Regions from separate parts of the Mus musculus genome. Here all the other regions are linked to region 7. A link is a loop called in an ENCODE intact Hi-C map of the cell type or tissue named here. Cell type or tissue: left cerebral cortex. All regions are shown on one strand. Region 1 has its middle 71 kb from the start of Gm39264. Region 2 has its middle 66 kb from the start of Gm51556. Region 3 has its middle 37 kb from the start of Gm39264. Region 4 overlaps Gm10614 (a long non-coding RNA gene). Region 5 has its middle 59 kb from the start of Gm39264. Region 6 has its middle 8.3 kb from the start of Gm32968. Region 7 has its middle 2.7 kb from the start of Gse1.

Region 1 (4,000 bases), 120 kb after region 7:
CTGCAGGGCTTTGCCAGGCCAGAGTGGCACACTATTTCCACACACCCATCCTTTTGATTATCTCTGCTGGCCACCATTGGCTGACTGGGACAAAGACATCTCTTTGGCCATGGTGGGACCTGACACAGATTCGGGAGTCAGGTAGGGACACAGAGGGAGCAGGAGGAAGCTTGGGCAGCCACCAAGAGCAGCCTAGCCTCGGAACCAACGCGACACGAGTCCTCAAAGAGGGAGAGACAGGGCTGCAGGGTTTCACACTTTATGCTCCCATCCAGACACACCCCAGGGACCACAGCAGACCTGGGGTCCCAAAGGGACAGAACAAGATGCTCCGGGCGGGCAGATGTGCATTGTGACTGTGGTGGGGATCTTTTTCCCCAATGTGGCTTCAATAGTACTCACGTGCCCTTGCCTGCAGGTTAGACCTTGATAATCGTGCTGTCTTTTTCCATGAGGACAATGGACTCAGAGTCTCATCTCTGGCAGAGGCTCAATCCCTGAGCCTGCACCCTTAGCTCCCAATAAACCTAGTTTTGTTTTGTTTTGTTTTGTTTTGTTTTGTTTGAAACCTCAGGAGCCCAGGCTCTATTTAATTCTATGTAATTCTTGCTGTTACCGAGAGTGACCCCTGACCTCTGATCCCCTCGCCTCCACCTCCTGAGTACCAGGATTACAGGTGTGTGTCACCACACCTGGCTTTTAAAAACACGGTAAGACATCTACATGAGAGCGGATCATGAAATAAACAAGGGCCTCACTGTGCTGGAAGGGAAGGTCTTGGGGCTGAGGCTGAGCTCTGCCTCCCCGGGGCCACCCTGGGAGCCCTGGTGAGCCGCATCAGCAGGGCTGGAGGCCTCATCATTATTTGTGTCTCATTCCCCGTGGGGGAAACGTAGTTGCCTTCCCTAACAATAACAAAGTATCAGGGCGGCTCTTAAAAGCCACCTCTCACATTTCCTAGAGGCCACCAGGCTCAGAAGTGGCAAGCTAGCCCTCCAAGATCACACAGCAGCTATTCTGACAGCTAGGCATGCTGCCCCCTAGAGCATTGCCAGCCCTGGCCACTTCCTCAAAGCCCATGGATATTCATTAAATACATCTCAACTGAGCAGAATACAGGCCTAACAGGCTCCTGCGCCTTGATCACACAAGAGGGGGCGGGGCTTGCCGCTGCGTGCTCAAATCCAATCTATCCTACTTGGCAAGCGCTCACCGCCTGCCTGTGGGCTGTAGGAAAACTGGCTTGGTGTGGCAGGGTGGTGACCACTGCCTACTGTAGAAGCCAGGGCTCTGCTCAGCCCTCACGCCTCCTGGGCCTGGGCAGCAGCTGGCCACGGTCCCAGGGAGGCCCTTAGTTTCCCAGCCGCCCCTGGCTTTGTTTACCCGGGCCCTTCCAGGCCAGGAACCATCCGGAAAAGGCGGTTAGGCCGGGAACAGCTGCCTGGCGCCTCTGAATGGCTCAGATGTGGTGCGCGGCGGGGGCCAGAGCCAGTATGCTGCCGCTAGGTGAAATCGGCTGCCGTTAGAGTCACCAAGAGCAATTAAAACGAGAGGAAAAACAGCCAGGGTCCTCCAGAGGCACCCGACCAGCTGCTCCCTGCTCCCACCTCTTGGGCCCCTGGGGGTAGCTCGGGCTCTGATTCTTGCCTGGCTAGCGCGCACGCCCCGCCACCTGCCTTCCGCAGAGTCAATATTGACAGCCCCTGAGCAGCTCTCCGGCTTGCCAAGGGTTGGGGACGGGGAGGCAGAAGGCTCCGGATCTCCACTCGATTGCTGTGTGGAGAGATGAGATATTACCTTCCTGACCCAAAACCGGAGTTCACAGCTGCACTTCATTAGGCTCTTCCAGGAGGCCCAGGGAGAGGCCAGGGCTCACCTGCGGGCAGCAGCTGCTGCCTGCCTGCCTCCCTCCCTCGAGGCGCCCTGGGCTCCTGCCCAGGCTTCAGGGCATGGGGTGGACTGCCCAGGCTGGTCGCCAGCACTACCCGGAAGTCCCTCCACAGCCCTGCCAGGAGGGAGAGGAAATGACCATAGACCTGGGTCCGAATCTCCTAGAAAGTACTAGAAGTTGATGCTAGTGGGTATCACCCTCCTGGACTCCTCGCTTTGTCTCTCTGGGTGACATGTTCCCTATATGGTGCTGTAGTGTGTCTGGGTACACAGTAGATGCTCAATAAACGCCCCTTCCCGTCCCCTTTGCAGCTGTAGCTGCCTTTGGAATGCTCACACCGCATAACTGAGAGTTACTTTAACGTCACCTTGAAAGCACCTAGTCTACAAAGATCCAGAAGGCCAGTTGAGTCCCACAAGAGGGGCAGCCCACGTCTTCATCTCACAGGAGGAGCAGAGATACTCAACCAGGATTAAGGGCTTCCCCAAAAAAGCAGTGGAGCTGGAAGTTAAGGGGATCCCGCAGGCAGCAAAGTCAGACACTCCAGTCTAGGGGCCATCTCTGGGCAGCCACTAGGCTGCCTGACTCTGCTCACTGTTGTTCACCGCATCTTTGCTCTCGGCCATGACGTCTGTTAGTCATGCCTCAGCAGGCTCCAAGGTGTCCATGCTGTGACTCTGACCCACCACAGGAGCATGGTGGCTGGCAGAGAGAAGCTATGCAACCTGAACAGATCCCTTGAGCTCTCTGGGTCGTCCGTCACTGAGCATGAACCATATGGCTTGAAGGCTGTGCCTATGGAGGCGTGTGGGAGCCTGAATCCCAGTTTAGTTTTCTTCTCTGTCCCTCCATGTGCTTCAGACACTGGAGGGCGGGGGGCGGGGGGGGGGGGGGGAGAGGAACATGGTGGGACGATGACAGACTGACAGACCGGGACGGGGACAACAAGATTTTAATTCAGTCCCAGCTCAGAACCCTGTGCAATCCCGGGTGTAGCTCCCCAAGTCTGGGTCACCTTTCTAGCTCCGGGTAAGATGCACCATGCTCAGGGCTGATGTGGTGACAGGTGACAGGGACTCAGGTACTAAGGACCCCCCCCCCCCACCTCATCCCTAGTTCTTGTCCTCTCAAGATGTCCTTACAGCTGCCCTTTCCAGGTGGGAAAACTGAAGTCTGAGGAGACCTGGGTCAAGGTCAAATAAACGGAGCTGAGATTTGAACCCTGCACTTAGGTGCCCCAGTTTTCCACCACTATAAGCTTATGAGAACCCCTTTCTAGGGGCTTCTCCAGCCACTGGGGGTGGGGTGGGGGGTCAGGGGCTGTGATGGCTGGAGCGTGTGTGTGTGTGTGTGTGTGTGTGTGTGTATGTGTTTGTGTGTGTGTGCATGGGTGTGGAGGCCAGAGGTTGACATTTCCTGACTTTTCTGAGGCAAGCTCTCTCACTGAAGCTGGAGCTTGCAGGCCTGACTCACCAGCCAGCAAGCTCCAGGCGTCCAGCCTTTTCCTCTTCCCCAGTGGTGGTGGCATCACAGACTCGCCACACAGCCATCTTTTATGTGGGTGCTCGGGTAATCATACCGGGGTCCTCATGCTTGCATAGCAAGCAGTTCACCCACTGAGCCTTCTCCTCAGCCCCTGTGAAGAATCCTTACAGAGAGAGTAGCCCCTGAGTGTGGGGGTTGCACGTTGCTCACCAAATCCCCAGTGCAGCAAGCAGGAGCTCGGGCTGACGCAGGGCAGAGAGTTGGAAGTGAGAGGCCATATTGCCCAAGGACCCATTCCAGGTCTTGGCTAAAATGAGAGGCTACAGCCTATAGGGCCCCTGCCATGGAGTTGTAGAGGTGGCTCTAGGCTCTGGGATGGATGAGGAGGAGACAGGAGCTGTGCCTGAGAACTATAAGCTTCTGCAGTGACAGAGCCTGGGGAGGGAGGGTGCAGCCGGCCCTGAGGGAACTTGTAGGCCAGAAGAGCAAACAGGCTTAGAGAAATGTGCTCTTCTGCCAAGGGTAAGGATGCCAGAGGTCAAGAGCAGGCACCACCCTGTGAAAACTGCCTTCATGGGCCTCGCTCATGTGGCTCCAGCTGAGCTGGGGCTATAGACCTCACCA
Region 2 (4,000 bases), 110 kb after region 7:
ATCAGGCCTCTTGGATGGGGCACCTCAGTGGTCCTGACTGCCCACCCTCATTTGCAGCACTGCCCGCAGGCCTCCCTTGGTGTGTCACTCAGCCCTCCGAGGTACAGACAGGGTTTGCTTTGTGACTCTCCCCACATGACTCGGGGTGACTGGTGCTATAGAGCTCTGCAGAAGAAAGAGCTACAGCAAGTGCTGGTGAGAAACCGGGCAGAGGCCAGAGATCTCTCTCCCACTCCCTATCGGCACAACCAAGGCCACCTGCAGCTCTGCCTGTTGGATCTCAGCCTGCTGCTTCATCCCTGCTACAAGAGGGCTAGGGGTTGACCCTTATCCCTAGGTTGCTAATGGTCAGGCCACTGCAGAGCCCTGGCCTCCAGCCTGGCAGGTGTCAGGTGACCTCCCCAGCCTTTTCCACAGGCACGGGAGGACCACAGGCTCAGGAGGACCACAGGCCACAGATGGAGACTTATCAGTTCAAAACAAATGGATGGCTGCTTTTCTGAGTAACAGGCTGAGGATCAGGGTGTGTGTGGAAGCATACTTGGCCTGGAGGAGGTGTGCCAAATGGGGGAGATGGGAGGGCTGCCTAAGTCTCCATCCTCCTCTCCCAAGGGGAACACACTTACTGAGACCCTGGAGCAGAGACAACCATGTCTTCATGTGCAGTATGCTACACTGCCCCTTCTGGGATACACAGACTCTGAGGTGCTTCCAGACAGTGAGTGGCAGGTGATTTGGAGTTAGCTAGTATGTAGTGTCCTGTGGCTCTCTAGAGATGGGGGGCGGGGGAGGGAGGAGAGCAGCATTGAGATCCCTGAGTATGTGTGGTGGCATCACAGGACAGCAGAGGGTGTCAGCCTGGGAGCCTCTGGGCTCCTCCCCCCTCCCTCCAGTTCCATCTCGGTCACCCCCGAGGCACCCTGCCCACCCTACCCTGTGCACTTGATAATGCTTGTCAAGACTGCTGAGCAGTCCTGACCTCTCCCCCACCACTGCTAATTAAGGTTCCGCAGTGACAGTTCAACTGCGGAGCATCAAGCTGGCGGCTCCAAAGCCTCTAATTGGGGCTGCTTTTCATTCTAAGCCTGCGGGCTGGGGCTCTCCAGACCTGGGCCCTGGCTCATTTTCCTTTTGTGTTTTCCATCTGAGATGAGGGGGGAGTGGGAGGAGGAGGGAGAGAGAGAGAGAGGAGGGAGGGAGGGAGGGAGAAAACAGGGCCAGGTGGGGCCTTTCCCTGATCCCTTTCTCTGCCCCCACTGAGCTCCTGGCCTAGGGCTGAGCCCTGCCTGGGGGCAGCTGCCTGGATGTCTCCCCCCACCCCCCAGCCCCAGGCTTCTAGGACCCTGGTGTTTGTATGTGTGTGGCCTGAGTGACAGCTGCCCCCACAGAACGGTCTCCTCCCTGGGGCTGCAATGTCTCGCTCCAGGCTCCCACTGGGGCCATGCTGGCTCCCCCTTCCCACCTAATGTTGATGATATGCCAAGCAGGCTCTCCAGGGCTCTCCAACTGCCTTCCTCCTCCCACCCACTAAATCACTGTGGCCTAAAGCCTGAGAGCTGGCTGGGTGGGAGGAGGGAGAGCTCCCTCTCTCCAGAGCTGCCAGGAGCAAAGGCAGTAATGTTACCTGGGGGAGGGGGAGCCAGGAGGAGGTGCGTGGACTTCAGCAGGTGGTGGAGGGGCAAGAGCCACAGGGCCACAGCAGCATCTAAGGGCTATCCTGGGATCCACTGCAGGGGACGGTGATTCCCACTAAGGCAGATTTTTGCTTGCATACACAGTCTCTCCAACTCCACCCCTACCTCCAAAGAGGCCACATAGGGCTCACACTGGATCCAAAGGCTCCCATGCCTGGCGGAATCCACACCACCACACTACCAGGGGTCTCCATCTCAAAAAGTCGAAAGGCTGTAGGGGATTTCAGTGGGGGGGAGAAATATATCTTACAGGGCATCTTCTGCCAACAAAGCCTGCAGCTTTAACTCAGCACTGGGGGACAGAATGCTTCTGGCATCCAGAAAGGCTCCTGCAACAAGGAATCAGACCCTGGGACAGCAGTGGTCTTGAGATCAAGACGCCAGGGAAAGCCAGCTTCCCAGAGGCACAGGACCTGGTAGAGCAGTGTTCTGCTGAGGCTGGCTCTGTCTCAAAGCAAAAACACCCTCAGGCTTGTGTGGGTGTATGGGTCCTGGGTGTCTGGCCCTCACACAGGCTCCTCCCCGCCTTGGACTGTCAGGCTGGGGCAGCGATGCTTCCTCCTGAGCTGGGGTCTCAGCTGCCCACTTTCCTGCTGGGTGGCCCTCCCTGGTCTCCTGACTTTATTCCCTGCCAGTCATGGGTACGGAGGCACTCCGAGGCCCTGGTCCCTGAACATCAGCAGGCAGGCTGGGCAGCTTTCCTCGGAAGTCCTTCCCCCCACTGCACCCCCTGACACACACACACATACACACACACACACACACACACCCCTCACCAAATGCTATGCATTGGGCTATCCTGTCACTCAGCCCTCGAGGACAAGGTGTGTTTATTATTCTCTGCAGTCAGCCAATGTGAGGACATCAGACATCAGAGTCCCTGGAAGCTGGACCTGGGCTTCCCTGGAGGGTCTCATGGGCACCTGGAGCTGTACACTATTACAAGGAGTAGGGACACAGGTGTCCTTAGGTGGACACTGGCCTAGTCATTGGTATCTCAGCCAGTAACTTATCTGGGTGAGGGCTAGAGACTGGGGTTAGCAGAGAGAAGATCCCCTCCCCCCCACCATGGGTCAGCAGGCCCTCAGAACTTGAGGGAAGGTGTGACGGTGGGAACCTCAAAAGGCAGCGCCTGATCTCTCCAGACTGCATGAGCAGGCCCACAGCTTGTGTGTTAAGTTCCCTGGAGCCCACTGGGAACGTTTGACTGCAACCGGGTGTCAAGGACAGTTGTCTAAGTTGCTAGTCACTCAAGAGCACCTGGATGTGAGGATCGACTTCTAGGCATTTATCAACAGGCATGGTTAAGGCAGGGCTCGGCCTGCAGGAAGGGGCGCGTTCTTCTAGTAACCACAGGGGACCTACACAAGCTATTGTTGCTGCTGGCTCTGCTAGGGAAGATCTGGTGTGCCCTGAATCAAACTCTTGGCTCCAAAGCCTTATGCTGGGAAAAGCCCCCCTTTCTATTCCCAGCTCAGACTTAGCCCTGCAAGCCTCAGGAAGAGAAAATGACAGACAGTCCTCAGTTCTATGAAGCAGAGGAGACAGTGTTCAGGGCAAGTGAGCCAGGAACGCATCCTAGCTTCCATCTGGACCCTGAGGCCATGTTTCAGGGTGAGTACCACTGGGTAGCTACAGATATCGGTCTACAGCGTTCCAGGGCCAGCAGGAAGGCTCAGGGTTCTCAGGCTTTGGCTGGGGTGATTTTATTGATCACATACACAGGGGTCCAGCCTATAGGGAGCCCCAACATCTCCATAAGAGCCGTGCAAGTCCAAATGCTAGGCTCAGCCTGCCTAGAGGCAGCTTGTGAATTGGCATTTCCAACCATTCCTGGGCATGGTGGCTGTCAGCTGGGACTCTGCCTGGGGAACAGAAACTTTGAGATCCCAGCCACAATGTGACCTTTGCTCTCCTGAGTGCCCTGATATTGGGGGGCAGAGCCTGACCCCCCCTAAAGCTCTCACACATGCACTTGTTGGGGGGGGGTGCTGGCTCATTTGCCTCCCATTTCCCTGCAGAGGTGGGGGGCAGCACTCAGTCCCTGCTGCCTGACTCCTCAGGGTCTCCATAGGTTCATGGCCTTCACTCCAGAGTGTCTTCACAGAGGCATGGCTCTGTCGCCGTCGCCTCTGCTCCACTTGAGTACTACCCCTTGAGCACAGAACCCTGCCTCTTCACGATGACCCCCAGATCAAGCAGGGAAGCACAGCGGTACTTCTAGATTTGGGGTTCCAGAGATGGCTGGTCCACTTCCACTGCCTAAGCCCCTGAACTCCAAAGGCCATGTCAGCAGGGGCTAGAGG
Region 3 (4,000 bases), 150 kb after region 7:
CCCGGGGCCCTGTCCCTGGAGAAGGATGAGGGAGGAGGCCCAGGTGTGGAGTGGAGCCGTGGTGCAAGAGGACCAGATGGCTGCTGGCGGCAGGTGGTACCTCCTGCCTTGTCAGGCGCTCTGGGCAGCTCAGGGCTGAGTCAGAAACCCCAGCTCCCTGCATGGAAGGTGACTTTGGAACTTGTGACCTGGATGTGACAGTTCCAGAAGCAGGAAATGGGGGCACTGCCTCTAGGATTAGTGACAAGCCCTGGGCCCCCTGGAGATCATGTGAACCAAGCAGGGACACACCAGGCCCAGCCTCTGATACAGGTCGCCTGACCTACCTCTCCCCTCCTTGAGCCTCTTTGCCCTTTTCCTCCCACCCGTTGAGAGCAAGCCCAGCTGCTTCAGACCCTGCCCCGCCCCAGGAACTCAAAGGCCCTCTGCCCTTTCCTCTCTCCGCAACCACCTCTGCATCTTTGTGTGCCTCTGTCTCTGTCTCTGCTCCTTCTCAGCCTCTGACCTTGCGAGCTCTGTGGGGAGGGCACCCTGGCTCATGTACAGAAGGAGCTGAGATCTTGGCAGCCGGAAGTTATAGCGCCCAGGTGAGGCTCTCCTGATTCCACCCTTGCCCATGGTAGACTCAAGTCCCCAGAAGCAGCACTCTGTCTGAGCAGTGCCTGGATGCCCAGCTTGACTGTGGAGCTGGCAGTGACCTCGGTGTCCTGAATCCAGCATATCACATTCAGGCTCCAGGGATGAGGAAGCCTATGGGCCTGGACCGTCCCCATGGTCCCAGCAGCTGCAAAGGGCTCTGGAAGACACCAGTCGCTGACGGAGAGGGTTAGGTGTTTATCTAGACCAGAGAGTGTTGGCACCACAGTGGCAGGGAGAGAGGGGGTCTAGAGACCCAGCCGGGTGTTGGTTCACTCGGGCTTGCACTCAGCTCTTAAAATGAGGCTCCCCGCTCACTGGCTGGCTCCCCATTCCCTGTGGAGCTGCTTAGAGGAGGCTCTGAGTCTGCTTCTCACCTCCTCCTCACAGGGCACAGTGGGTTCCCAACACAGATGGACCGCAAGCTGGGAGTGAGGACAGGCTGAGGCCAGGAGCGGGCAGCCTGACTTGAGACTCAGCAAAGCTCTATTTGTATCTGACTGGAACATGCTAGAACTGGGAAGCTGGGGTGGGGAGGGGGCATTTTGAAACCGCAGGCATATAGCCAGGGGACAGGGCCGCCAAGTCTTCAGATCGGGTTGGGGGGACTTAGCTGGCCAGGCCTTCCCAAGACATCACTTCTTTCTCCAACGGCTGATCTATTCTGGGCGGGCTCTGGGCTCTGCTCCAGGCCAGGCTGGGAAAGGGGCCGAGGCTGGGGAGGAGGTGGCAGGGGGTGGTGGTGACAGGAGCTGTTCTGGGCAGGCCCCTGGAGAGCGTGGGCAGGGGAGGACAGAGCTGGCAGATGGAAGAACCTTTATTAAGAATGAGTCAAAGACCAGAAGGATTTTCTCAGGAGCCCTGGCGAGAAGGGAGCCCCGGAGTCCTGCCGCAAGGCTGGGCATCGTGCCCAGCCGCCGAGCCAAGGGGGGGGGGAGCTGGGCACTGGCCATGGGGCAGTGTCTCCAGCCAGGACACATGCCAGCCCGGGGCCATCCTGGCTAGGCCTCTAGACTCTAAGGCCCCTTTTCATTGCTGCTTCACCCTTAGAGCCCCCTCAGTCTGCCCACCTGTGCAATAGGAGGATCTTTCTCTGTGAGTGAGCCCAGACTGCAGACCAGTCATGGGGTGGGAGTGGGGCGGAGACCCCAGCTTGCCTTGACTCTCCCCTGTGGCACTCCCTATTGTAACTGATGCCCTACAGCTCTGCAGCCTAGATTCTGTGGGCATGAACGAGTCCTAACTGTCCACTTCCATCTCTCTCAGAGGTTTATAGCTAAGCCTACATCCTAAGCCTGCCTGCTCTGCTCTCTCCTGCTTGTGACCCAGGTGCCCAGCTCTGTCTATGGACAATATCAGGAACGTCCCCCCTGCTGGCTTAATTCCCTGCTGAAGCCACCTCCTTCAGGGCCAGCCTGGCTGTCACAGATGTGTGCTTAGTGCCCGAGGCTGGCTTTTTCAAAGCAGTGGCCATGAGATAGGCATGTCCTGCTGCAGGACGTGCTCTGGGGGACAGTGAACATCCAATCAGGGCTGGTGAATTCCTTCCAGGTCACTGTGGCTTACAAAGAACAAGATGGAGGGGCTGGAGAGAGGGCTCAGCCATTAAGAGGACTGGATGCTTTTCAGAGAGTCAAACCAAGCTTAGTTCTCAGCATCTACACGGTGTCTCACAACCATCTGTGCCTGGGGATCGGTCACGATGTGATACACGTATAAACATTCAAGCAAAACACTCATGTATCAATAAAATATCTGTAAGTTGGTTTTTTTGGTTTTTTTGGTTTTTTTTTTTTTTTTTTTTTGGTTTGTTTTTTTCTCTAGCAGGGCCTAGAACTTTAAGGACAAAGGGAGAGTCTGGAGGGCAGCCACCGCACCTCTGTCCCCCAGGGACTGAGCAGCAAAGCACTGGCTTTGAAGTATTGCTCCTCTGGTCCTTTTTCTGTTCGCACAGTAGCAGCCATCCCCCAGCCTCCGAGATTATTCGTGAATTCTCCCTCTACACCCATCAAATTAGAGCAGTGGCCACCCGGCTAGGCAGCCCCGACAGGTATTAAACTTTAATGAACACTAATGGCCTTGGCCTACTTCACCAGCACAGGGCTACTTACTAACATTTAACTCCTCAGGCCCCTGTGCTCCCTCCTCTCCTGCTGTGCTGCCCCCCCCCCCCATGGATCCTACCCCTTCCCCCCTCAGCCCACAGCTGGGCCTGCCCTTGAAGGTGTGTCTGCAAGCTGCCCGGCCCGTTCGCAGTCCAGCAGAAACCACCCTGCTCCCATCCGTTGTTGTCCAGAGCCACCCCGGGCTCTCAGGTTGACCAGACATGACAGGCGGTTCCCAGAGGGGCGCGCTCTGCTGTATGCAGACATAACCCTCATCCATCCAGAAGCCACCAAATACCATCCAAGCCCCTGCTGCCCTCCGGCAGTCAGAGGGGCTGTGTGCTTGAAGTCAGAGCTAAGCACAGTGCCAGGGTCCCAGACTGGGCCCTCAGATTGGAAGCAGAGGGAAGAGACAAGGATGCTGGACTTGTTCACTGCTCCAGAGCTGGCCACTGCCTTGTAGATACGGACTCCTTCCGTCTGTGAGCAATCACACAGAACCGTGAAATGTTCCAGAAGGTTCTAGATTTTCATCAGTCAGGAAGAGATGGCTCTTTGTGAAAATGAGGGCAACAGGCAAGCCCTTCAGGTGCCCCTGGGGCACTTGTAGATGGGGATATATAAGGGAGGGGCATTTGAACAGTGCTTACTGTGTGCTAAGGTGCTGTATAGATGGAGCTGCAATGCCATCAGATGTAACTGTAAGCAGGGTTCCAAGGGGGCAGGCAACCTATCTCACAGACAGGTCCCCAACCTCTCCTCTGTTCCTCCCAGTTAGAATGTAAGACACGGGGCACAGGCTGTAGCAGCCACTATTCTCTGAACTCCAGACAGCAGCGATGGAGACAGAGACGTCACTCTGCTCCAAGTGGGGCGAGCTGAGGGAGCCCTGGCCGTGTAGCTCAGACGCCAGCTTGTAGAGTTGCCACAGTCCCTAGGAACCACTCAAGCTGCCCACCTGGTTCCAGTTGCTTCCACAATACCCTGGCTGAGGTATCGACCCAGAGCCTCCACTTTCCCATTTCTACCACGGCAGGTAAGGTACTGCATAGGACTGCTGCTAAAACACAGGACACCCTGTGAACCCCTAAAATCTCAGATAACTTAGCACCACATAAGCCAGTGTGGCAGTGCACACCTGTGATGCTAGCACTCGGGGCGGAGGCAGGAGGATCTGCAGCTCACTGCCATGCACAGCTTTGTCGTGAGTATGAAGTTAGCCTGGGCTACGTGGGACCCTGTTTCAAGTCATCAAATAA
Region 4 (4,000 bases), 65 kb before region 7:
ACCCGGATTGGTTATGCACTACGCCTCATTTGCATGTTCCTCATCTGATTGGCTACTCTCTGTACCTCACAGAGCCTCATTATCATACCTCATTTGAATGTCTCAAATCTGATTGGTTATACTCTCAAAGCCTCATTATCATGCCTGGGCCAAGCAGTGTCTTTGCAAAAAACTTTCCTGTATATGTACACATTGGTTGTTTGTCCAAACTTATGCGTGGTGGCCAGCAGTAGTCAGTGCCACTCTGCAACGGCACATATGGCTTCCCACAGTCCTGGAACTTGCTCTGTAGACCAGGTTGGCCTCCAACTCAGAACTCAGAAATCTGCCTGCCTCTGCCTCCCAAGCGCTGGGATTAAAAGTTTTTTTTGTTGCTGTTGTTGTTTGTTTGTTTGTTTTGTTTTTTTGAGACAGGGTTTCTCTGTATAGCCCTGGCTGTCCTAGAACTCACTTTGTAGACCAGGCTGGCCTCGAACTGAGAAATCTGCCTGCCTCTGCTTCCTGAGTGCTGGGATTAAAGGTATGTGCCACCACGCCTGGCTGGGATTAAAGTTTTGTGCTATCACCTTCTGGCTTTTTCTTTTTTTTTCCTTTTTTTTTGAGACAAAAATCTTGCCATGTAGCCCAATCCTCCTGCCTCTTCCTTTCCCCTTCTGAATACTGAGACAATGGCATGTGCCATTATTACTGATACTTTTATCTTGTTCTGTGTTTGAGAGAGAGACTCATGTTGCCCAGGCTGGCCTTGAACTTCTGACCTTCCAGCCTTCCAGCCTGAACCTCTCAACCTCTGGGATTACAGCTGTGCTTCGCCATCCTCAGATCCTCTTGAGAGCTTCCAAGTGAGCCTTGAATCTATTGTAAGTTAAAAATGTGGGGCTGGAGAGACGGCTCAGCGGTTAAGAGCACTGACTGCTCTTCTGAAGGTCCTGGGTTCAAATCCCAGCAACCACATGGTGGCTCACAACCATTCATAACAAGATCTGACGCCCTCTTTTGCTATGTCTGAAGACAGACAGCTACAGTGTACCTTCAGATAATAAATAAATCTTTTTTAAAAAAAGTTGAAGATGCAGGGCTGGTGAGAGGGCTCACTGGGTAAAAGTGCTTGCCATGAAGCCTGAAAACCCGAGTTTAATCCCTGGAACCCATATAAAGGAGAAAGAAGAGAACTGTCTCCACAAAGATGTCCTTAGCTCTCCACATGTTCTCATGCGTGCGCGTGGGCCCACACACACACCTCTCCCTTGCACACACATAATAATAGTAATTTTAAATTAAGGAGAAAGTTGAAGATTGTGTTAATTTAGGGTGAGTGTCTCCTTGGCAGTGGTTTAAAATGAGGGTTGTTTGTTTTTGAGACAAGGTCTATCTATGTAGCCCTGGCTGTCCTGGAATTCTCTAGGCTGGCTTCAAACTCACAGAGATGCCCCCGCCTCAGCTTCCCAAGAGCTGAGATTAAAGGAGTAAACCACCACGCCCTATTTTCCTTTCCTTTTTTTTTTTTTTTTTTTTTTGGTCTTTTCCCCTTTCGTTTCTAAACTTTAATTTTGTCAACTATTTAATTCCTATCGATGTTTGTCCACTGTACACATGCAATTCCAGAAGAGGCCAGAAGAGGGCACCATATCCCCCGAGACTGGAGTTGCAGCTGGCTGTGCGCCACCATTGTGGGACTGAACTTGAGTCCTCTGCAAGAGCAGCCAATGCTCATAACTACTGAACCTGCTTTCCTGTCCCCACCCCGCCCCACCCCACCTTACCCCACACCTCTTTAGGGGACAGGTTCTCACTATGTATCTGAGGGGGTTCAAGACCAGTCTGGGCTACCAGGCGATACTATCTCCTATAAACCCAACAAAACAAAGCAAAGTGAGCCCAGCATCTGGGGCCTGGGTTCAGGCCTGAAATCTTAGCGCTCTGAGAGACTGAGGAAGGAAGAGAGACTCAAACGTCAAAACGCCGGGGCTGGAGGGGTGCTCAGAGGTTAAGAGTCCTTCTTGCAGAGAGCTCACGACCATCTGTAACGGGAGTTCCAGGGTATCTGATACCCTCATACAGACTCTAAGAACACCAGAACATACATGTAAGCAAACCCACATTTTTATTTTTGTTGTTTCTATACAGGGTCTCTCTATGTAGCCCTGGCTGCCCTGCAACTCTCTATGTAGATCGGGCTAGACTCAAATTCACAGAGATCCACCTGCCTCTGCATTCTGAGCGCTGAGGTTAAAGGTGTGTGCCATCATGCCCAGCTTAAAATAGTTTAAAGCATCGTGAATAGCTCCGGTCAGCACTGGGGTGAGCAGAGATCACGGCCAACGGCTACTAAAGAGGAAACTAAAGAGGCTGCTTGCGGGCAACCGGGCCAGTTCCTGTGTGTGTCCGAGGCCGGTTTTCAGGCTCCAGGAGACAAGGACCGGTCTGATCACAACACTTGGGATTCATGTCTTTTCCTGCAGGAAGAGAGACGGGGCGGGGGAGTGTGAAAACAGATGGAAATGTAATTTTTTAATGACAGCAGCAGATGGCAAAGAGACACAAGAGTGTATTCACACCATGTCGGAGCCGTGTGAGCGCGCCTGGCCCAGCCAGAATGTGCGCGGTGGGGCTGTCTCGATGGCTCCCCCGCCAAAACCAGGAGGCGGGCCAGCTGCAGGCAAGAACAGGCCGCTCACTCGCTCGCTCGCTCGCTCGCGGGGAGGGGCGGGACCCGCTGCCAGGCTGCACACAGCCACAGGTGGGTGGGAAATACCTGTGGCCACCTGGTGAGAGCCGGAGGCTCGATCTGCGTTCTGGTTCTTCCAGACGGGGTGCGGGGCTCCTCCGGGTACCCACGGCTCCCAAAGGCTAAGGCGTTTGTGGACGTTCATCTGTCCCCCTGGTACTCACTGCTCACGCAGTAAGTTGCACCCCTGACTCCATCCGTCTCAAACTCCCACAGAAGCCTAGACAGCAGCCAGGCGTGGCCGTTCTCTAGACTCCGTACTTGGGAGGCAGAAGCTTCAAGTTTGGGGCAGGCCTGGGTTACATGATGAGTTGCAGGCTAGCCTTGGTCATAGACACCCTAAAAAAAAGAAAGAAAGAAAAAAGAAAAGAAAAGGAAAGAAAGAAAGGAAAGGAAAGTTTCTGACTTTCTCTCTCTGACCCCCTTTGCTCTCTCTGACTCTTTTCTCCCTCTCCTGCCCCCTCCATGTTCCTGGCCAGCGTTTTCTCTTTGTCTCTTTGTTCCAGCTCCATATCTTTCTCTCATTCTATCTCTCCCCTCTCTCTTTCTCTGTCTCTACTCCCTTCTCAACCCCCCTTCAATAGAATAAACTCTATGCTATACTAGACCTACGGCTGGTACCTTGCAGGGAAGGTTGCCTTAGCATGGGCCCGCTGAGGTACCCTAACCCACTGCACCGTACCTCGCTCTTTAAAGCATATTGTTGACTTTACAAAACACATCAAGGCCAATCACAGTTATGTCGAAAGTTAAAACCCAGCCTGGGCTAAGTGGGATCCTGTCTCAGAAAACATAAGCAAAAAGTTAATGTTAATAAAAAAACAGGTAGCCAGGCAATGGTGGCACATGCCTTTAATCCCACCATTGGGAGGCAGAGGCAGGCGGATTTCTGAGTTCGAGGCCAGCCTGATCTACAAATTGAGTTCCAGGACAGCTAGGGATATGCAGAGAAACCCTGTCTCAAAACAAAACAAAAATAAATAAATAAATAAATAAAATTTTAAAATTAAAAAAAAGAAAGGAAAAGAAAAAGCTCTTTCCATTTTGCTGCCACCATGCAATGAAATGAGGAACACCCAGAAACTCCGGGGCCACACGAGCCACAGCCACAGTAACTACCGCAAGCACCCAGGAGGCCGGGGAATGCCAGAGGCCTGCATCACCACCGGAACAATTTTGACAAATCCCATGCAGGTTACTTTGGGAAGATTGGGATGAGGCATCACCACTTGAAGGGGAACCAGAGCTTCTGCCCAGCTGTCAAACTGTGGA
Region 5 (4,000 bases), 130 kb after region 7:
CCAGGGCGGAATCCCCAGAGCCAGGTGTGGTGGTGTGAGCTTTTTTTCCAACTCTGGGAAGACGGCGATGGAAGATCTGTGCGGCTTGCCAGTCAAACCTACGAGTGAGTCACAGACTTTCTAAGAATGTGGGACATTTGCAAGGGATTCATGTTAAGAGCAGAGTGAGCCATGGAGGGAGTTGTCCTTGCCTGTCTAAGTGCCCAAGAACCACCTGGACCATAGAGACAGAGAAGAGGGGACCCAGGCATTCTCTAGGAGCCTCACAGGCTGTCGGAACGAAGCACTGTCCTCAACCCTATCACAGTAAGTCTTGTGACTGACTGTACAAAGTCCTTCCCACCCATGGGCCTCAGCTTCCTCTGGTCAGGGGTTGGGCCACAGTCAGTCACACCCAGGCTCAGTCCTTTGGCACCGGAGAAACAAGCATGAGGGTGCTTCCCCTCGAAGGGTTACAGCGCTCCTTCCTTATACTACTGAGTCACCCAACAGCTGTCTACCTGCCTAGCCAGCCACTACTGTGTATCCACCTAGTCACCTAATGTCCCCACCATCCACAAGAAGCCCATCACCACTGTTTGTTAGCCATCACAGCCCTTCTCTCCCTCCATCTATCCATTCGAGTATCCGAAGTCCAGCTAGAATCCCTCATCCAACTCACTTTTATCCATCCATCCATCCATCCATCCACCCACCCACCCATCTACCATTCATCCATCCATCATCCATCTATCCACCCATCCATTCATTCACCCATCCATCCACCATCCATCCACCATCCATCCATCCACCATCATCCATCCACCATCCATCCATCCATCCATCCATCCACCATCCATCCATCCATCATCCACCATCACCACCCTCAAACCCACTTACTTCTAGACATGTGACCCTGGGCATCTGGAAGGCTGTGGAGAAAGCAAGGTGGTGTAGCCAGATCTCAGTCACAGACATGTCTCTCAGCTATTATTTTTTTCTTTATTATTATTTTTTGAGACAAGGTCTCACTCTTGGTGGCCCTGGCTGTCCTGGAACTCACACTACAAAGACTAGCCTGGGTTTAAACCTGCAGCAATCCTCCTGCCTCTGCCTCCTAAACACTAGAGTGACAAGTATGTGCCAAGCAGGGCACCCAGCCGGGACTTGACTCTCGCTTTGTCTTTTGCTCACCCTTGGTTCCCAGAAATCTCCCTGCAGGAGGATTCACGCTCAGGCCCTCCCATGTTAGTCAATGATAGAATGTTCCAGAAGCTTGGCCATCCACTCTGCCCTCAGTTCCTTATCTTACCACACTCACAGGACTTTATTAATAGCCTATTAGTGGGTAATAAATAAATGCATTTGGATGAGAAATCACCCAAGGGTGGTTGATGGGGGAGGAGGGGTGAGTTAGGGCATAAGGTGGTGTCATCTCCTCAGAGAGTGTCTCTCCACATCTGCCCAGGTGGGGATGCTCCTGCTGGGTCCCTGCTGTGCAGTGGGTCTCCAGCCCCTCCCTGAAAGGCTGCCTCTCATTAATCTTGATGAGTTTTCTGCTGAGTATTTTTCCAGGGCTTTCAAATCGCTCACTAATTGCAATTAATCACTTACTGAAACAGATGTCATGAACAATGGGCCCGGATGGTGGGGGCTTGATGAAGCTGTCAGGGGAGAGCGTGTGGGTGGCTGGGCGCTGGGTGCTGCCCTTGCCTGCCCAGGTGGGCTGGGAGGAGCCTGCACAGAGGCTGGGAGAGCTCTGAGAGAACAGAGGCAGCCAGGTCAAGCAAGGCCTAGGGTCAGAGGGGAGACAGGCAGATGCTGAGGGCTCCACATCGCCCCCTGGAGGCCAAAGACACCCCCCAAGAGAAAAGGCCTGGAATCAGAGTGAGGCCAGCTGACCAGCCGTGGGCTGTGTCTCTCACCTAAGAACTGTGCTTTCAGAGTACGTCAACACTAGAGAGCTGAGCTGCTGGGAAGCGGAGGCACGAGGATTTCAGGTTCCAAACCAGCCTGGACAATGCTGTCTTAAACAAAATCAAATTTAACAGAGGAATCTGGACTCCAGGATTCTCGTCGGAACGTAGCATTAGCTGAGAGCCATGGCCTGGGGCAGACACACCTGTGAGCCAGGCTAGGAGACCCTCAGAGACCCTCTGCTGGTCCTGGAGCAGAGGTTCTCAACCTGGAGGTCTCGACCCCTCTGGGGTAGCACAACAGATATTCACGTTATTCACATTAGGACTCATAACAGTAGCACAGCATGAGGGACTGTATTAAAGGGTAGCAGCATTAGGGAGGTTGACAGCCACTGTCCTAAGACGTCCTGGTTCTCAAGCAAGGCACAGAAACCTGGGTGGAGGGAGGCAGCCTCGGTCTCCAACCCAAGTACCATAGAAACTTGCTGTTCCTGGCCACTCCTCTGGGTTAGGGGAGCTCTGGCTGGGTTGACTGTCACCTTGAAAGTTTCTTCTCGTGTGTGTGTGTGTGTGTGTGTGTGTGTGTGTGTGTGAGAGAGAGAGAGAGAGAGAGAGATCTATGTGGTTTCCTGTCTGCCTCTAGCTGTTAACATAAGTCACTATGGTGTGCTCTTTTTCCCTCTCCCTCTCCCTCTGTCTCCCTTTCTCCCAGAATTCCATACAGCACAGGCTACTTAGCTATGGATGACCTTGAACCTCTGATCCCCGCTCTGCCTCTCTATCCCTATCCCTGCCTCTCTTGTGTTGAGATGACAGACAGGCCACCATGCCGGTTTATGAGGAGCTGAGGAAGGCCCCTGGGCCTTGGGCTTGCTATGTGAGCACCCATCAAGCCACATCTCCGGCCAGCTCTGTGTGCATCTTACCACTTCACTGTATATTCATGCAGACTTCATTCCCTGTGGTGACCCTGTGTCTGTTCCCTCATCTTTGCAAGAGGCTCTTGCATCATGGGCTGTAGGAACTGTAACAACGTATCAAGCTTGCATCTGGGGCCTAGGATGCTACGGGTGTGGCCATGCTAGACTTGGCATACTGTGGTACCCAGGAAGCAAAGTGAGTGAGATAGCCCCCATACTGTCTTGCTCCTTTGTCTTTATCTTGGCTTCTTCGTCTTCCCCCTCCTCCTCCTCCTCCTCCTCCTCCTCCTCCTCCTCCTCCTCCTCCTCCTCCTCCTCCTCCTCCTAGGCAGGGTTTCTCTGTATAGCCCTGGCTGTCCTGGAACGTGCTTTGTAGACCAGGCTGGCCTGGAACTCACAGAGATCTGCCTACCTCTGCCTCCCGAGTGCTGGGATTAGTGGTGTGTGCCATGATGCTAGTCTGGCTTTGCTTCTTATCTACTCTGCACTTAGCCCTGTTGCTAGTCATGGGGATGTGCACTGAGCAGAACACCTTACTGATGGAGCTGATGGTCTAGCAAGGAGCCAGAGAGCAAGTGCAGGCATCCCTGGCCTTGTGCTCTGGGACCCAAAGCTGGAGAAAATGGAGGCGGGGAGGGGGGAGTGGGGGGTGGGGGGGGGCGCCAGATAGAGATTCCTGAGGTTAAGAGGGAGGCTTGGTTGAAGCTGGGTGCTGAAAGAGACAGAGAGCTGCAGAGAAACAAATGTAGCAAGCACAGAGGGCCGGGGCAGATCCGGATAGGCTTGAGCTCTGAGTAAGGGGACACAGGGAGGGTTGGAGGGTGCAGGATGGTCACATGAGGCCCGGCCGACCGCCAGTGTGAGGACTCTGGCTTTGTCTCTAGAGATGAAGGCACCGTAAGCGTGATCTACACAGAGTGTGTCAGAGCTGCCCAAGAGCCCCGTGGGATGAACAGTCCTAGACTCTGTGCCCTCCGACTCCTGGAGGATGTTTCTAGGTAACCATCTGGCCCTGTCCAGGGTTGGCATCCTTCCAAGGTGCTCCTTGCACTCCAGGTATAAGATGGAAGGGCTGACTTTACAAGATGGTCGCCACACACAGAATTTGACCTTGCACATCTGGACCTGCGGAGATGTGCCTTGGGCTGTGCAAGTTGAGGAGGGACAGGAGCCTACCTTGGC
Region 6 (4,000 bases), 220 kb after region 7:
ACCAGAAATGGGCATCGGATCCCGTTACAGAAGATGGTTGTGAGCCACCATGTGGGTGTCGGGAGTTGAACTCAGGACCCCTGGAAGAGCAGTCAGTGCTCTTAACCACCAAGCCATCTCTCCCACCCAATTTTTCTTTCTTTTGAGACAGTTGCAGTAAGCTATCCAAGTTGTCCAGACAGGCCTCCTCGCCTCTGCCTCCAAAGTAGCTAGATTAGAGTTTGTGTAAACAAACTCAGCAAAGTATATATTCTTGGGCTGGTGAGATGGCTCAGTGGGTAAGAGTACCCGACTGCTCTTCCGAAGGTCAGGAGTTCAAATCCCAGCAACCACATGGTGGCTCACAACCATCCGTATCAAGATCTGACTCCCTCTTCTGGAGTGTCTGAAGACAGCTACAGTGTACTTACATATAATCAATAAATAAAAAATCTTAAAAAAAAAGTATATATTCTTTTGGGGATGTTCATTGAGAACTTCCCCTCAAAGACCATTTTTGGGGTTCAGTGTTCATAACGGTTACTCTCGACTGTCACTTGGCCAGATCAGAATCACCTCTAAGAAACAAGTGTCCAATCACGTTTGTGAGGAAGTTTCTAGACCTAATTATTGAGGGGGGGGGGGAGACTCAGTCTGACTGAGGGCCACAACACGCCACAGGCTGGCGAGCTGAGCACCAGCATCCGACTCTGTCTGCTTGCTGACTCTGGATGCCATGTGCCCAGTGGTCTCATGCTCCTACCTCCATGCTGGATTGTCCTGTCAAACTGAGAGTAAAAGTAAACACTTCCTTCCTGCCTGCCTGGCTTCCTTCCCTCCCCTCTCTCCCTCCCTCCCTCCCTCCCTCCCTTCCTTCCTTCCTTCCTTCCTTCCATCCATCCATTGCTTTTGCAGGACATTTTATCAAACCAGAGAGAAAGGTACCCACTCCAGTCTGGGTTTGGTTTTTTTTCCCTTTCTGTATCCCACCACTCCCAGCATGGGGTCGGAGTCCCATGGGGGCGGAGTCAAGTCTTTTTAAATTTTATTTATTTTATTTTATGTGCATCGGTGGTTTGCCTGCATGTATACCTGTGAAGGCGCCAGATCTCCTGGAATTGGAGCTACAGACAGTTGTGAGCTGCCATGTGGTTGCTGGTAATTGAACCCTGGTCCTCTGGAAGAGCAGCCAGTGCTCTTAACTACGGAGCCATTACTCAGCCCGGGGCTCAACTCTTAATAAATGGATAAGAAAACTTCCCTTAGCAATAGGCTATAGGAGGATGCCCACATTTACTAGAAGGCCTCCTGATGTCATGGGTGTCCCTACCTCCAACCAGCCAGACCGACACCCAGGTACCTCAGAAAGCAACAAGCTGCAGGTGTATTCCACCATCCCGCTAGCTCCTCCCACACGTGCCCTATGGCCCTTGCTGGAAGGCACCAGCTCCTTCTGATGCCTCAGTTTCCTTAACTGTAAGATGGGAGCAACCTGGATGTGGCACCCGGGTGGGGGTGCTGTGAAGGTCCAAGGAACAAGTCCAGGTATCATTGGTACAGGGCAGGCTCTTTGTCAAGTAACAGCCACTTCATGTCTGGGGCTCATATAGACAGACAATTGAATCGACAGGGTCAGCGCAGAGGACAGGCACTCCTGCGCCCTCTGGTGGCAGGGAGGGCTTCGTGCAGGAGACAGGCAGGAGCAGCACCTTGGCTGACCACCGGAGGGCAGCCACACCCAGGCAGCTCCCTGGTAGCACCCTTGGGTGTGACTCAACAGAGAAACCCAAAGATGGACCCACTCACTTCCTGGCCGTGTGCTGACCTCTGTGTGACTGGACCTGAGGCTGGAAAGGCCACAGGCCATGGGCTACAGGGTAGGCCTCCGGTCACTTGGCTACCTGTCCTGATTGCTAGGCACTTGCTGGGCTTAGACAGCTGGTGCATACCACATCCCTCTCCTTTTTCTGACATGGCCACACAGCATCATAAAGAAGTGGTCACTTCTGCCTGTTTTCCTGCATCGCTGGCCAGGTGGGACACAGGAGGGACAATGCTAGGGCCCCAGGGTCACTTCCTGGGCCACAATGTCAGCAAAAACGTGCATTTTTGTTCGAAGTAGGGGTGTGTGTGTGTGTGTGTGTGTGTGTGTGTGTGTGGTGTACATGCACACATATACACAGATGGAATCTAGAGGCTGTACCCTGTACCTCTGTAGCCCACACTGACCTCAGACTTGTGACCCTCCTACTACAGCCTCCCAAGTTCTAGAATCACAGGCCTGCACCACCATGCCTGGCTGGAAAATATAACCATTTTCACTGCAGGAAACAACAGCTCACGGGAAGGGGAGCTATTTGTTAAAGCAGCGAACACTGACTGCCGCCTACTAGAGTAAGCCAAGAACTGACCCTGGGGAGCTCAGGTGTTTGGTTTAAGAGGAGCCGCCACCCCCATTCTGTATCACTGGCTAGGGGCACCTATGAAAACCTGCAGTCTCCTAGACCCCATTCCAGCCATTCCAGTGGCAAGGCCTCGCCAGGCTAGCCCTGCAACCCAGCCGGCCACTTTGTGACTCAGCCACTGGAGATGACGCATCGATGCCCTGAAAGCCATGGGTCTCGGTAAATCCCCACAGAGGGATCCAAGGGGGGCCTGGCTCGGGCAGTGACGACCCACTGAATTCTGTTAGGGTCATCCCCTGAACAGGTAGGATAAATCTCGGCTGGTCTCTGTCAGAACTTGGCTGAGTCATTGAGGATTAAATTAATAATGATTAATTGGAGGCTCCTGAAGGCTGAACGGCTGGGAAGAAGATTAGAGCGCACTCAAGCAGTCTTTCCTCCCTCTCCTCCTCCTCCCCCTCCTCCATCCTCCCTTCTTCTCCTCCCCCTCCTCCTCCTCTTTGATTTCTTCTTTCCCTTCTCAGCCCACCTCCCAACACAGGACATTCAGACGGGAAACTGGAAGAGTACAGCTGAGGTATGATATGGCAGCCTTGCCAGGGGCTAAGCGGGCACGTGGGCAGGCAACTGCCCCAGAGAAATCTCGGCTCTATCCGGCTTTCCTCTGGAGAACGGGCTGGGCAGCTGCCCACCCCTCCCACCTCCCCAGACTGGGAGCCACAGAGCTCTGAGGTCTGCACAGGGTCCTGGTGGGCTTGGCCCAACAGACCAGACGGGAAGGCAGGCAGGGAATGGTCCTGCATCCTGAATCTTAGGTTCATGCAACAGGGTCTGAAAACCAGGCCCTGGGTCACAGGATAAAAGGGTAATCACATTCCTGGGGACTCTCTGCCCTGACCTAGGATGGATTCTGGGAAGGCAATCTAGCTGACAAAGTGTGTCTCCATGCCATTGATGGTAACAGAGAGGTAGAGACTGATGTCAGTTAGACATCACTGTCCCCATAGGAACCAACAGGACAAAAGAGAAGATGAGTGTGCCTCAGCACCTCCTTTGGAGTGTCTCCCCCATGCCCTCGGCATCGACAGACGGCCCTCTAAGCCATCCTCACCATTACCTCTGGGTGCAGGCCCCCATTGCAGGCACAAGTGTGGGCGCATCTGTGGATATCAGGTAAACATGTGTTCCCAGAGCCATGGCTTCCAGAGACTGCCCATTCTGAGGTCTTCCGCTGTTCCCAGGAATTCACTGAAGCCCTCTGGGCAGAGTACAGACCGCTTCAGCCAGCTGCCCGGGTTATGAGTAAACACTCCCTGTGGAGGGTACCACTTTGCTGGACCCAAATGGCCCATAAAACAAAACTCAGGCTAGACCTGGGAGGTTTAACCATGAACATTCCTGTAGCAGGCTTGGCAATGACTCCATAACCAAAGACCACAAGGAGAGGAGAGGGCAGCTAGCCAGGCCTCGGGGCAACACGGAGGGTATGGGCCACCTCGTTGCTCCTAGCTGGAGCCATGATGGGGAGGTGGCGCCCCGGCCCCACTGTTTCCACCCTACATCCAAGGCACAGCCTTAAAGACATGTCAGAGCTGGCTCCCTGCCGTAGCTGGCTG
Region 7 (4,000 bases):
GGTCAGAGGCGAGGCCGCCGCCTCCAGAAACTGGCACAACCCACCGCGCCACCGGCCCCAGCGCACCGCCTTCCCACTCTTGGCACCCCCACCCACCCTACCTCACCCAGGCACTTCACGGGGATGACTCAGGGAGCGTCCTGAAATTCCTCGGCACCCACAGGCGGCGCGGAGAGGGACTGTGGGCCCCAGCGTCCCCGCCCACAACGCGACCGATCCCTAGAAACACCCCCTTCCCGCCACCCGGGAAGCGCGAGGTTACAGCGCGAGCCAGGCAGCCGGGGACCCTCGGCCGGACCCAGCGCGCAGAGAGCAGCCATCGAGGTGGCAAGGTCGTCGCGAGGTCCCGGGGTCTCCCCCGCCCGGCCTTTCTACACAGCTCTCTTAATGATCCTCCACTTTCAGACTTTCAAGCCCGGAGGCCACCGCACCGGGGGGGTTGGGGGGGGAACCTCAGCGCCGCTGCGGGTCTCAACTTTCCACCGCGGTGCCAGCCCCAAACCTGCCCCGGGACATGCCCGCGCAGTGCTCCGCAGGCGCGCGCTGCCTCCCCCGCCTTCCTCCCTCCCGCGCCAGCCGGGACAGCGCCGGGAGCGAGCGCGGGCGCCAGCACCCCCCGTCCATCTGTTCCCGATGACGCCGGCGGCGGGCAGCGCTCGGGGCCCGCGCCAGCAGAAGCCGCCGATGCCGCGGGGCGGGGGCGCACGCCGGGCCAGTCTTGCACAAGCCCCTGGCCGACCACAAACGACAAGGGAAACGGGCGGGCGAGGGAGGGCGGAGTTGCTGCTCCTACCTGCGGCCACCGGGTCCCTGGCCCCACACACGCGCTGCGCGGCCTTTGGTCCACGCGTTAGTTCGCGTCGCCCGGGGCAGCGTGGCCTCCGCAAGTTTACGACGCTGGAGACCAGGAGGATGCGCCGGGCTCCCCAGGAGTGGGGGCGGGGAGAGGCGCCTTTACCCGTCGGGAATCGCACGCGGGAGGGGGGAGGGGGGACAGGGAGGTGTCAGGAGAAACAACTGGCCTCGAGCCGTAAAAACAAAATGAAAAACCTCCCGGGCTGGTCCAACCCCTTTCCCACCTGGATTACTGGCTTGGGGGGGTGGGGAGGGGACAACATGTAAATGAGCAGCTCGCACCTGGCCGCGCTGCCTGCGGGCCAGGTTCCCCAGGTAACAACACCAGGCTCTTCCTCCAAATCTTGTCGCACCTTTCTCCCTAGGGTATCTAGAAGGCCAAGTTCAGTCACCTGTTTGGTGAGAACTAGGCAGGCCATCCTATAAATTTGTGGGTGACCACTATGAGCTACCACCTGTTTTGCTTTTTTTTTTTTTTTTAAGAAGCTGGCTGCTCTCCCCCACCCCACCCCAATACAAGGCAGCTCCGCTGAAACCGTACCCCCAACCGGGGTTTCAAATGAGGTACCTGCCCAGAAAGTAGTCAAGGTTGCAAGCCTGCAGGTGAGCCAGGCATCCTCCCCCAGCTTCTCAAACCAGGAGTCTGGTCTCCATCCAGCCCCAGACTGTCCAAGGTAGCAAGAGGGTGACAGACACCCACGATGGCCACAGGGGGACAGCAGTGAGCCAGCTATGTGCACTCAGGCCAGAAAAGGCTGGCAGTCACCAGGAGATGGATGGTCCTCACTGTCCCTACACCCTGCCCCAGGAAATCAGTAATCCTGAGCAGGGCCTTTGAGTTTAAGGGTGGGAATTGCTCTCTAGCCGCCATGTGGCTGGCCCCTTGTTAACGAGATGTACCCTGTATGGATGGACTGCTAATTCCCGACTCCGAGGCTAAAAGCTAACCTCCCTCTAGTTGCCGCCCCCTCCTCCTTTTTCTCCTCCCCCTCCTCCTCGCAGCTGCTGGCTCCCACCCCACCAGCAAGCTATACAAGCCTTTGCTCTCTGGGTCCTTTCCCTCAGTTCCATTTGTTTAGGGAAGTTGGCTGAAAGAGGATTTGAAACATCAAGTGCTAGGGACGGTCCTGGAAGGTGAGCAGAACCTCTTAGCTCAGGATGCTTGCCCGTCTAGGACACAGGAGCACCCAACTTTCCTTGCTAGGGTTCTGCCACGCTGGGCCACCTAGAATAGGAAGCAGGATTTCCCTCAGCCCAGCCCAGCTAAGCCTGGTTTCCTCTGTAAAAGCCCTGGACCTCAGAAACCGATGAACTCAAAACCCCAGGCAGGAGGGGTTTCTGGACCTGCAGGGTCTGCCAGAACCAGGACAGGTATGGGCAGCATCCACTGGACACACATCAAGTCCCCCCCCCCACCGCCCGGGCCCTCCCCAGAAACAAAACTGAAAATTACAGAGCCACAGCTCAGAAAGGCCACAGGGCAGATACCAGAGGCCCACAGGCGGGCATGTGAGGCAGCCAGAGTTAGGGAGGTGAGAGAGCAGGCTGCAGGCTTAGAGCCTCCTTCACCAAGGTCGTGTTCCCACCTGAACCCCGTCTGAAGTGAGCCCTGGAGGTCAAGTGCCTCCCAGTCTTTTCCTCCTGGGGCTGGGCAGGAAGACATAAGATGATGTGGTTTCCAGTTTTGACCAGTCCGCTGCCCTCACCAGAGGCGACTGCTTTGTCCCCCGGCAGCTGCACCTCCATACACTGGAGCCCTAGACTGCAGCATGGACCAGACTTAGCCATCACAAAGAAACTTTCCCAGCAAAGACTTGCTGGGCTCTTGTCATCCAGTGCCCTCCAGGTCTGGCCAGGCAGGTGGTGAGCACCACTTCCAAGTGTCAATGAACCTGCCTCAAGGTTCTGAAACTGGAACACAAGCCTGACCTACGGTTGCTTACTTACACCTGGCAGTATTCCGACAATCCACACCCCCCACACACCCCCAACTAGGAGACCTTCAGCGGAGTTTGTTACCCTAGTTATCCAGGCAGGGAGGTGGTGTCTCTGAGTTCAGGCTCTTCCTCTGCAGCAGTAGGAAACCCTGCAGAAGGGGGGGGGGGCGCCACTGGCCTTGGGTTTCTAGCATTTTTGCTTTTGCTAAGTCTCTGGATGAACTCTTGGTACCCAGAAAACCACCCTGGTGGAAGGGGGGCTGAGAAGCAGAGAAAGAGGGTCTGCCCAGACTCCATCCATCCTGACCACCTGAGCCAGGCTCTCCACAGCAGCTGGCAAGCCCTCAAACCCGGCTCCACTTTCTTTCTCTTCCCTCTTCCACATCAGCAGCCATCCTTCAAAACCCTGCTCAGATCTATGCTCTTAGAAGGCTTTCCCATCTCTGCCTCTGGAACTCACCTTTCCAGGCTGGTCTTACCGGTTCAGACAAAAGTGGGCCTGGGAAGGCGCATTTACCCTGACTAAACTGTTCTAGGGTGTATGGGAATGACACCCTGTTCTGGGGGGGGGGGGGGAGACCCTTGTCTCACAGCAGTGACTGCCCAGGGCTGGGGGGCTGGCAAGCAGGCTCTAACTGCCTGTAACTCAGGCTTGCTGACCCAGGACATGATGCGGGACAGCGGGGAACGGAAGGCAGCCGGTGACCTTCTAAAGTGGACTCCTTTCCATCTAACATGCGGGTCTGACGGCTGGCTGTTGGGGACTGAGGTCACCCAGGCAGCAGGAAGGGGCTAAGACCTGGCGGATCCCCTCGGCCCATTGGGGAGTTTTCCTCTTAACCCTGGGCCTCGGCGCCACTTCCTGCGCTTTCAGCGCCGGCTCCCACCCGCGCCCCGCACACAGCTGCACTCTTTTACAACCAGTTAACAGCTGTTTTGCATAGATTTTCAATTCTAATTGCCTCGCTTTGTGAGCGCCTCCGAGCCCCGGTGAATGGGGACGCCGTGGCCCACGGCTGGAAGGCGGGCGGGAAGAGGGCACTTGAGGGGAGAAGAAGGGAGCCAGTGTGCGCAGGCTGCCTGCCTTTATGTTTCTAAACAGGAGAAGAATGTCCTGGCCACCAACTGCCCCTGTTCCTGCATCTCCACCCGGAGCCTCAAAATCTGTACCTAACCCTGGCCAGCCCCTCCACCCAGTGACCCAGCCC

Evidence for each region. A loop is a pair of places that touch in the nucleus more often than their neighbours do. Peaks named below come from ENCODE experiments on the same cell type or tissue, not always from the same donor. Only the 100,000 strongest peaks of a DNase experiment are listed, where the experiment ranks them.
Region 1: it touches region 7 in a loop (2.4-fold over the local background); 20 of 42 quality-filtered maps call a loop at or near these places.
Region 2: a loop joins it to region 7, with 2.3 times the contacts of the local background. A loop is called at or near these places in 8 of 42 quality-filtered maps.
Region 3: it touches region 7 in a loop (8-fold over the local background); 2 of 42 quality-filtered maps call a loop at or near these places.
Region 4: it touches region 7 in a loop (7-fold over the local background); 3 of 42 quality-filtered maps call a loop at or near these places.
Region 5: it touches region 7 in a loop (2.8-fold over the local background); 19 of 42 quality-filtered maps call a loop at or near these places.
Region 6: a loop joins it to region 7, with 2.2 times the contacts of the local background. A loop is called at or near these places in 18 of 42 quality-filtered maps.

The regions. Positions count from the first base shown.
Region 1 is chr8:120,414,303-120,418,302 of GRCm38, reverse strand. It overlaps a transcript of Gse1 not described here. Among named protein-coding and RNA genes, the nearest start is that of Gm39264, 71 kb to the right of the region's middle. In left cerebral cortex, CTCF peaks have their summits at 1,044 (motif pointing left), 1,556 and 2,465; DNase peaks (open chromatin) are centred at 1,243, 1,300, 2,678 and 3,505; H3K27ac peaks cover 2,484 bases.
Region 2 is chr8:120,422,797-120,426,796 of GRCm38, reverse strand. It overlaps a transcript of Gse1 not described here. Among named protein-coding and RNA genes, the nearest start is that of Gm51556, 66 kb to the left of the region's middle. RefSeq lists an enhancer at 1-2,889. In left cerebral cortex, a CTCF peak has its summit at 2,994; DNase peaks (open chromatin) are centred at 119, 1,088, 1,569 and 2,091; H3K27ac peaks cover 1,688 bases.
Region 3 is chr8:120,380,098-120,384,097 of GRCm38, reverse strand. It overlaps a transcript of Gse1 not described here. Among named protein-coding and RNA genes, the nearest start is that of Gm39264, 37 kb to the right of the region's middle. In left cerebral cortex, no CTCF peak of the experiment used is centred here; DNase peaks (open chromatin) are centred at 54, 1,061, 1,365 and 2,271; H3K27ac peaks cover 2,398 bases.
Region 4 is chr8:120,597,360-120,601,359 of GRCm38, reverse strand. It overlaps Gm10614 (a long non-coding RNA gene), which reads right to left. Exons shown (of 4, transcript XR_003947476.1): 3 at 2,756-4,000; 4 at 2,082-2,456. Among named protein-coding and RNA genes, the nearest start is that of Gm10614, 10 kb to the right of the region's middle. In left cerebral cortex, CTCF peaks have their summits at 1,409 and 1,609 (motif pointing right); DNase peaks (open chromatin) are centred at 1,632 and 2,550.
Region 5 is chr8:120,402,545-120,406,544 of GRCm38, reverse strand. It overlaps a transcript of Gse1 not described here. Among named protein-coding and RNA genes, the nearest start is that of Gm39264, 59 kb to the right of the region's middle. In left cerebral cortex, a CTCF peak has its summit at 1,829 (motif pointing left); DNase peaks (open chromatin) are centred at 94 and 1,741.
Region 6 is chr8:120,317,345-120,321,344 of GRCm38, reverse strand. It overlaps a transcript of Gse1 not described here. Among named protein-coding and RNA genes, the nearest start is that of Gm32968, 8.3 kb to the left of the region's middle. In left cerebral cortex, CTCF peaks have their summits at 1,478 and 1,681; a DNase peak (open chromatin) is centred at 1,692.
Region 7 is chr8:120,532,748-120,536,747 of GRCm38, reverse strand. It overlaps a transcript of Gse1 not described here. Among named protein-coding and RNA genes, the nearest start is that of Gse1, 2.7 kb to the left of the region's middle. In left cerebral cortex, a CTCF peak has its summit at 1,568 (motif pointing right); DNase peaks (open chromatin) are centred at 130, 630, 1,572 and 3,771; H3K4me3 peaks cover 1,504 bases; H3K27ac peaks cover 873 bases.